Linked DNA regions of Mus musculus: region 1 is linked to region 2. The links are chromatin loops, found by intact Hi-C in ENCODE. Cell type or tissue: left cerebral cortex. All regions are shown on one strand.

The links. A loop is a pair of places that touch in the nucleus more often than their neighbours do. Peaks named below come from ENCODE experiments on the same cell type or tissue, not always from the same donor. Only the 100,000 strongest peaks of a DNase experiment are listed, where the experiment ranks them.
Region 1: a loop joins it to region 2, with 1.8 times the contacts of the local background. A loop is called at or near these places in 3 of 42 quality-filtered maps.

Annotation. Positions count from the first base shown.
Region 1 is chr6:42,042,425-42,047,424 of GRCm38, forward strand. Sva (seminal vesicle antigen) reads left to right here. Exons shown (of 4, transcript NM_009299.2): 4 at 148-427. The coding sequence ends at 281. Among named protein-coding and RNA genes, the nearest start is that of Sva, 6.5 kb to the left of the region's middle. In left cerebral cortex, no CTCF peak of the experiment used is centred here; no DNase peak of the experiment used is centred here.
Region 2 is chr6:41,909,227-41,914,226 of GRCm38, forward strand. No RefSeq gene overlaps it. Among named protein-coding and RNA genes, the nearest start is that of Sval1, 40 kb to the right of the region's middle. In left cerebral cortex, no CTCF peak of the experiment used is centred here; a DNase peak (open chromatin) is centred at 2,618.

The sequences.
Region 1 (5,000 bases), 130 kb after region 2:
GAGAAGGAGCTGAAAGAAAGGAAAGAGAGTTCAAAGAGCAGCTGTACCTTATATATAGGAAAGGAATCAGTGTATTCTAAAGTCAGCATGGGCTATGAATGGAGTTATATGGAGTTTATAACAACATTTCTACTTGTCTTTTTGTAGAAAGCACTTACCTAACACTATCAGCCTCCATTCTGCCATATAAGAACAAATGTCCTGACTCTGACGAACCACTACTATATGGCGACTCTTACCAAATGTACAATATTACAGATAAAATCAATGTAACACCATAAACTGGAAGGTTGCAATAGAACCACATCACTAACGTACTCTTGGAGAGGATTGTGTGTGTGCGCATGTATTTTGCAATAAAATAAAATAGTGTTAAATTAATTCTGTGGTAAAATCTCTGTATGGTAAATAAATTTTTTCCACCTCACAATTCACTATCTACATCCTTTAACCCCAAAAGTATATCAGTAACTGAGAGAGAAAGAGAGAGAGTGTGTGTGTGTGTGTGTGTGAGAGAGAGGGGGAGTTTCATTCCTTTAGGTTGAAATATGAGTATCTGATAACTTGTAATAATATTTTTAAATTATTGTTGCTAACTGGGCCAAAGAAAACATCATTTCTTTTTCTTCTTATTCTCAGTATGGGCTAAAGTTGAATTTGGAGACAAGCTTCAGTGAGGCAGCTCACTTAATTAGCAGGAGCAAAGGATTTAGCAGGAGCAAATACTGTTGCAACAGGTGTACACCATTCATTAGAGTCGGGGGGCTGAGGATGCCTAATTTTAATAAGGAGGAATTCCAGATGCTTGCTAGACATGACCTTATAAGAAGAAAAGAATAACCTGGCTGCAAATTTGTGACCTTCTCTCATGTGGGCAAAGGTGTGGTGCAGGTGCAGGTCTATGTATGTCAGAAAATGCAGGCTCTGGGCAGTGGTGGGAGTGACGCCATTCCTATTGCTCTTGAGAAAGGATTTCTGAGTAAGAATACAACTCAACACCACTCCTGTTCCATACAGGCTCCTCACTGTTCCAGGGCCCTGCAACCTAACATATATACTGTTCTACAATTATTTTTAGTTTAGTTGTAACTGAACTGTTTTCAGGATTAAGTCTTTAACCCCACTTTGTTCATAAGCCACGTAGGGTTATCTTCTACAGTTATTTTACTTTTTGACAATTATGTAAATGAATAAATATGATTATGATTATCCTAATGCCCCATCTTATCTACCTTCCCTGTCCTACTAACCCTGATCTTATTCTCAACTAAACCCTCCTATGTGGTTTTTGTGGGTGTTTGGCTCTTGCACAAGTAGTCACAACTACTCTGCATTCATGAGTATAATGACGATATCATGTCCAGAAGACAGCATTTCACAGTACTCTTCCCTAACTTCTGGCCTTTATGCTCTTTTTGAAACCTATTACATCATGTTTCCCAGGCCTTAAAAGGAAGGTAAAGATGTTCAGTTTAGGGATGAGTACTCAACAGTTACTTCTGCTTTGCATTTTGACCAGCTATAAGTTTTTAACTCATTGTAAACAAAAAGTTTCTATGATCAAGGATAGAAGCAGTTCTTTTCTATGGATATAAATACTTAGAGAGCATATTAATTAATTACATGTCAGTTTAGCAAAACATCCTCTATTGGAACTGTAGCCTCACCAGCCACAAGATCTTGATCTGATTTTCAGTAAGTACGTTATTCAATGGGTAAGGCTACAAATCCAATCAGAAAGTGATTAGTAACCTCCAGTATATCTATGCCTCTTTTATATCTGAAGGCAAAACTTGTCTAGTAGTTCTTTCTGCATTATAGAATGCAGGGGCCACCATTGGATAAGACTGTTGATGACTTCTGCCATAACAGCCTGCATAGAAATTTCTAACACTATGAACATGATCCAACAGGGAGGAAGTGTCCAGTTCACTTATGATTTAATTTCTTTATATTCTCTGTCCAAAGTATGTGATGTGTTCAGCAGTGAGCTCTTACCATATAGTTCTACTAGGTGGCCAAGAGCAATGGCAATAACTGGTTTTTATTTTTAAGCATGTATGGAATGACTTTCAAACAATTCATGTGAAATTTTGGGTTAAAAACTTATAATTGCTCACAACATTATTATCTACCAATGCAGAGTACCTTCTTCATTCAAGACCTTTCATTTTTTTAGATTACACTGTTTAGTCAATGTATAAACTGGAAGGGTTGAAAACTCATATGAAATAAGTGACCCCAAATATTCCACCAGAGAACTCCTAAACGTGATAAACAACTTCAGTGAAGTACCTGGATATAAAATTAACAGTGCCCTTTCTCTACCCAAAAGTTAAACAGGCTGAGAAAGAAATGAGGGAAACACACCCTTCACAATATAAAATACCTTGGTGTGACTCTAACTAAGGAAGTGAAAGATCTGTATGATAAGAACTTCAATTCTCTGAAGAAAGAAATTGAAGAAGATCTCAGAAGATGGAAAGATCTCACATGCTCATGATTGGCAGGATTAATATAGTCAAAATGGCTATCTTGCCAAAAGCAATCTAAGGACTCAATGCAATCCCCATTAAAATTCCAGCTAAATTCTTCACAGAATTAGAAATGGCAATTTGCAAATTCACCTGGAATAACAAAAACCTAGAATAGCAAAAATATTCTCAACAATAAAAGAACCTCTGGTGCCTCATCATGCCTGAACTCAAGCTGTACTACAGAGCAATTGTGGTAAAAACTGCACGATACTGGTACAGCAACAGACAGGCAGATCAATGAAATAGAATTGAAGATCCAGAAATGAATCCACACATCTATGGTCACTTGATCTTTGACAAGGGAGCTAAAACCATACAGTAAAAAAAGAGACAGCATTTTCAACAAATGGTGCTGGCACAACTGGCAGTTATCATATAGAAGAATGCAAATTGATCTATTCTCATCTCCTTGTACAAAGCTCAAGTATAAATGGATCATAGGAACTCCACATGAAACCAGAGACACTGAAACTTATAGAGGAGAAAGTGGAGAAAAGTCTCGAAGATATGAGCACAAGGGAAAAATTCCTGAACAGAATAGCAATGGCTTGTGCTGTAAGATCGAGAATCAACAAATGGGACCTCATAAAATTGCAAAGCTTCTGTAAGTCAAAAGACACCGTCAATAAGACAAGACGACAACCTAAATATTAGGAAAAGACCTTTACCAATCCTAAATCTGATAGGGGACTAATATCCAATATATACAAAGAGCTCAAGAAGCTAGACTCCAGAAATTCAAATAACCCCATTAAAAAACGGGGTACAGAGCTAAACAAACAATTCTCAACTGAAGAATACCAAAGTGCTGAGAAGCACCTGAAAAAATGTTCAACATCCTTAATCATCAGGGATATGCAAATCAAAACAGCCCTGAGATTCCACCTCACACCAGTCAGAATGGCTAAGATAAAACTCAAGTGACATCAGATGCTGGTGAGGATGTGGAGAAAGAGGAACATTCCTCCATTGCTGGTGGGACTGCAAGCTAGTACAAGCACTCTGGAAATCAGTTTGGTAGTTCCTCAGAAAATTGGATATACTTCTACAGGAAGATCCAGCATTCCCACTCCTTGGCATATATCCAGAAGATGCTCCAACTTGTAATAATAACACATGCTCCACTATGTTCATAACAGCCTTATTTATAATAGCCAGAAGCTGGAATGAACCCAGATGTTTCTCAACAGAAGAATGGATGCAGAAATGTTGTACATTTACACAAGGAAATATTACATAGCTATTAAAAACAATAAATATATGAAATTCTTAGGCAAATTGATGGATATCATCCTGAGTGAGGTAACCCAATCACAAAAGAACACACATGATAAACACTCACTGATAAGTGAATACTAGTCCAGAAGCTCAGAATACCCAAGATACAATTTGCAAAACACATGAAACTTAAGAGGAAGAAGGACGAAAGTGTGGATACTTTGCTCCTTATTAGAATGGGGAACAAAATACCCATGAAAGGAGTTACAGAGCCAAAGTTCAGAGTTGAAACGTAAGGAAAGACCATCCAGAGACTGCCTCTCCTGGGGATCCATCCCATATACAACCACCAAACTCAAACACTATTGCATATACCAGCAATATTTTGCTGACAGGACCCTGACATAGCTCTCTCTTGTGAGGCTATGCCAATGCCTGGCAAATAGAGAAGTGGATGCTCACAGTCATCTATTGGATGAAACACAGAGCCCCTAATGAAGGAACTAGAGAAAGTACCCAAGGAGCTAAAGGGGTCTGCAACCCTATAGAAGGAGCAACAATATTAACTAACCATTACCCCCTAGATATGTGTTTCTAGTTGCATATAAAGCAGAGGATGGCCTAGGCGGCCATCAGTAGGAGGAGAGGCCCTTGGTATTGTGGAGATCATATGCCCCAATGTAGGGGAATGCCAGGGCCAGGGAGAAAAGTGGGTGGGTTGGGAAGCAGGGCTGGGGAAGGAGATGGGGGGCTTTGGGGATAGCATTTGAAATGTAAATGAAGAAAATATTTGATAAAACAAGATAAAGGGTAACACAGAAACCACATTAGGACCAATATACTGTGATATGCATGGATCTCTAATGTCATAGTTAAACCTATTTTTCTGTATGCTCACTATAATGAATTAATACAATGAGATACAGTTCAAAAATGAAATAAAAATTAACTTCTGAAATGCATCCAGTTCCATGTCACCTGACATTTTCTGCTATGAAACAAACAGGACTGGAAAGTTTGCCTAAGTATACAGGTGCTTTCTGATTTTACACGAAATCTATGGGAAATGTGTAAGGATTGACCCTGCTGCAGAAAACTGTGACAGTGATATAATGCCTGCCATCTAGGCTTATTGGTAGACAAGGAAGATTAATTTCTAGAAAAAATCCTATTGCCCCTGAAGTCGGGATATTTATCCAATGTTTGTCAACCTTTAAATCAACCTAACACAACCATTAACCTCAC
Region 2 (5,000 bases):
GCCACTGTTTGGGCGGGTTTCCTGTGTCCCCGTTTCTCTCCCTCTCTCCCTCTCTCCTCCTCTCCCTCTCTCCCTCTCTCCCTCTCTCCCTCTCTCCCTCTCTCCCTCTCTCCCTCTCTTCCTCCCTCCCTCCCTCCCTCCCTCCCTCCTCCTCCTCCTTCTTCTTCCTCTCTCTCCCTCCCTCTCTCTCTCTCTCTCTCTCTCTCTCTCTCTCTCTCTCTCTCTCTCTCTCTCTCTCTCCCGCCCCAAGTGGCTGACCATCTTTTTCACAATTCGAGCAAATTCCAGGTGGAGGTTATCCAGGGCCCATCATCTTCTTCAGAAAAGGTGGTGCTGCCTGAAGCTGATGTGTCAGAATAGTCTTTTATTATTAAAACATCTTAAATGTCATAATCTGCAGATCTTTGAGGACCACCTACTAAGGTTATCTCAATAGACAAATGTTGCTTGCTTATAGCTATATATTTGCTGCTTCACTTTGAAAACATATCGAGCAGGGTAAATAAAGCTTATATCTGTAATTTACTATCCTTTTGCCTAAAATGACTGTGAGAATATTATTTATAGGTGACTGACTACTAACTTGCATCTCCTAATTATGTTTAACTGTTGACAATGGTAGCTTTTATAGGACTAGAACTTTCCATTAAATTTTTAAATGTGTTACATATACATATACCTTAACTGAGAGTCAAATCATATATGTAGTATGTTGTAAGAAATATTTTAAATTTCTATATTCATAAAAAATTCCATAACAATCTAAAATATTTAAGACTTGTTTTCTAGTAAAAAAAATAAACACAATAATCCACACACCTTTTTCTTTCAACCCTACATCCCCCTTTTTTACCCTCCTTTACCCTCTACTCTTTGTCCTCTCATTTCTTTTCCCTCTTTCCCCCTAACACTAGATAGAAGAAAAAAGAATGGATGTGAGTAAAACAAGAGAATGAGATTCTTGACTCTAACCTCCCTTACTTTGTTTCCTGTGGGTTTCCCCTTCCTCTTAGGTCATCAACCACCAGCTCATCATGGTGTGGAGGGCAGAGGCAGGGAGCAGGATTCAGTTGACTATCAGTACTGACAGAACGGCTTTCAGGATCAACTTCAGTGAGACAGCTCAACTTTACTTAGGGTGAACAAAGGCTAAGTATATCTTTGGGTGTGGGTAGGGATGTCCAGGATGAGTGTGTGTTATTCAGATATGAGGTGCTGGAAATGGTTCATTTACACAAAGAGAGATTCCAAGAATCTGCAGAGCAGGTTCTTCTCATGAGAGAGGAAGGTGAACCTGTAATTCAGCCAAAGAATATGTGACTGCCTTCAGAGGTGGGGGAAGTAGGGGTCATGCACACAAAATTTTAGGCTAAGAGCAGAGAGAGACAGAGAAATAGAGAGAAAGAGAAAGAGAGAGAGGTTAAAATACTTGTTGTAAGTCCTATCATGCTTTCTTATTTTCTCTCTAAAAAGTCATTCCTTGGCTGATATAGAATGAATGGCTCATGTTGTCTTTTGGTGGGCCCAAGAAAAGTCTGTTAGGTAGTTTATGGAAATAAGGAATTGGTTTATATATATCTGGATGATCTATACTTATAAGCCCTATGTGTGTTCCTTCCATATCTTTTGCATATCCCAGAAAGCTTATTTTAGGAATTACCATTAAAGAAAAAATTATCCTTAGGAACTGTTTACAGTATTTTAGAAAAGGATCTGGTCTTCCACAACCAAAGCACTGGACTTTCTAAGCTTTCATACCTTTTGCAATTGAGTGTCTAATCATAACTGAATCATAAGCATTAAGTTCTATATCCACAGTAATTTTAATCCATTTATAACTAGGTACAGATCTGGTCTTTAAAGGTGTAATATCCTTTTTGCATTAAGCATTAGCATTCTCAAAATATAAAGATGCAATTAAAATTTCTCTAGCATCTGGATCTGATATTGCTCTATTTATAGCAGAAGTTAATCTTTGTAAAAAAAAAAATCAATGAAAGATTTGTCTGGACCCTAGGTGATTCTTGTAAATGATTCAGATTATGTTCCCAGTTGGTTGTTCATCTTTGTCTTAAGCACTTAAAGGTACTTACAACATTGCTCTAAGATAGCATCATTAAATATAATTTGCATTCTTAATTCAGCATATTGATCTTTACCTAGCAACTGATCCTTGACAATATCAATGACTCTAGTCTGATTACATTGTTCAATAGCTGAAGCCTCTTCTTTCCATCATGTCAGCTGCTGTAGTTGAGGCCCAGACACCAAGATGCCTGACATTACATTTTTTAACCTTTTGGAAATATACTATTATTTATGGCACAATTAATAACTCCATCAGTATCTGTTTTACATTAACTGAATGCATATCATTGGCTGTCGCTGTTTCTTAAATCTTTTTCTATCAAGTACTTCCATGGGCTACCAACCAAATCTTTCATAATCTTATGGATTTCCGTCATCTAGATTTCATTCTCTTACTGGAAGTGGAAAAAAAATGTATTGTTGGAAGCTATTTTGACTACTTCTGTGACAGCCTGCATGTCTGTCAAGAACTTGGCAAGTCAAGTCAGGCCAAGTTCTGCTGGTGGCGTTCCCAGCCTGCTGACGCAGCATGAAGCTCGAGGCAAGGGCCTGAATGTTCTGTTAATCTTGGAGGAAGGAATAGGGAGGATTAGGGTGGCCTCTGGCATTGGTACAGATATGGAATATACTGTTGGCTTGTGACTTTGTTTCCCAGGATACTGTAAAGTATATAATGCCTAAGAGAATTAAACTCGGGGCTGCCACAGTTCTGACTGGACAGTCCTCCTAATTTCTAACCTTTATCTCTGAGTCTTCTCCATCTTTTCTGTAATCCTCATTGCCCGCTCTAAGGACTTCTTGACTTCGTACCAGCTGGACCAGTACATTGTATGTCTTCTCAAGGGCTTAGTTTGCCATCTTGCAATCTCATCACTAAGTGACACAGTAGGCTTACTTTGGATTTTTCTGACCTAGCTTGAGAAAAATATTATGATTTAAAATATCATTCAACTTTTGTTTTATAGCTTATAACACAGCATTCCATTTCTCAGTGTGTTTTATTCTTATCTATCCTAGAAAGGACATAAACTGCTATCATTACCAAACATACTGTAATTAATTCCATGTTAATAATTAAAACAAAATTATATGATGTCACAATGCCCTCTGCCATAGAGGTTTTTATGTTTTAATGCAGAAAATATTTTCTTTATTAATCTCACTAACTCTTTCCTTCCTTCTGAGATTTCACTTTCTTATTTAAATGTTATGCTTCTTTCTATGTCTATCTATCCTTGATTTTTCCCCTTTTCAACATCTATGCATGTTTACAAGGCGGTTTTATCCATTTCTCTTTTACTGCTTTTAAACTTAATATTTATTTCGGTATCTAAGTTTCTCTAAACTCTGTCCTCTGAAAATTGCCAGCAAACATTCATTACTGGTTCAGAATTTTTTTTCAGTTCATGGTCACTATGTGGTCAACATTTGCTATGAGCTCTGGGGAACTCAGGTTCCTGCATGCTGCCACTCTTCTCAGTCATGGGTGTTTGCAGTCCCATCTACCCAATTTCCCACATCTGTTTTCTTTCCCTGGTGTTAGCATTCTGCCTGGACTCCACCCCACAGTTACTTGGCAACAACTAGGTAGACCTGACCCACTATAAAACGGGCTGCTTGCCCCTTTCTCTCTCTCTCTCTCTCTCTCTCTCTCTCTCTCTCTCTCTCTCTCTCTCTCTCTCTCTCTCTCTCTTCCTCGCACCCTCTTGCTCCCCCTCTCTCCCCATTGCCTTCTCCTCTCTCTCCATGTGGCCATGGCTGAGCTCTACTTCTCTTCTCTTCTCTTCTCTTCTCTTCTCTTCTCTTCTCTTCTCTTCTCTTCTCTTCTCTTCTCTTCTCTTCTCTTCTCCTCTCCTCTCCTCTCCTCTCCTCTCCTCTGCCTCCCCTCCCCTCCCCTCCTCTCCCTCCCTCCCCTCCTCTTCCCTCCTCCTCTCTCTCTCCCTTTATCTACTTCTACTACCCTCTTAACTCCCCTCCCCATGTCCTGAATAAATCCTATTCTATACTATACTGTCATGTGGCTGGTCCCTCGGGGGAAAGGGATGCCTTGGCATGGGCCTGCTGAGGCACCCACTTCCCCCATACCTCACCACACCCCCATAGAACATATCCTTCTACTTCTTTATCTTTTTATAAACACATCACCTGGCTCATTCTCTCTGCCATTCAGCCTCTATTTCCTATCAAGTGATTGGCCACTAGTTCGTTATTACAACCCATTGTCATTGAGATAACCTCTGATGCTATTCTAGATTGTCTCTAGGCATCGAGAGCTGCCTGAACTTCAAGTGTCTGAACAAGTATGGAGGGAAAAATATTTACAAATAAAAGGCTTATATTGGACCATATAACTGACAATACTAATATACTGCCAACATTGAAGTCTCTGCTGGTACAGAATTAAAAATTGAAAATACAGAAACATACCTTCACATAATATAAAAAGATTGCACCGACATGTGTCTATAATTGAGCATATAAAAATAGTTAGTAAGTATAAGAAATAGCCTAATTGTCAGTAGTCTTTAAGTAAATACAAATTAATGTTATAATGAGATTTTAACTGCAAGAAGTCCTAGACCTAAATGAAGTAAGCACATGCACCCATCCCTAACTCAGAAGGAATCTCCAATTGACAATCAATTGCAAATGAAAATTTTGTTTCTTCCAAATGAGTTTAGCTGAGGAAACAAACTACTCTTAAGTGTTGGCCGCATGATCAGCAGTAGGTGACCAACACAACATGAACTTAATAGCTTCCTGGGAGATTACTGAATCATAATGTCGTGTCAGGGCTTTTCATTTTTAAAACTTTTATCTTACTATTTTTACTTCATTTCACTCTACTTACATATATACGTTTCTTCCTTCCTTCTTCCCTTTCTTTCTTTCTTTCTTTCTTTCTTTTTTTC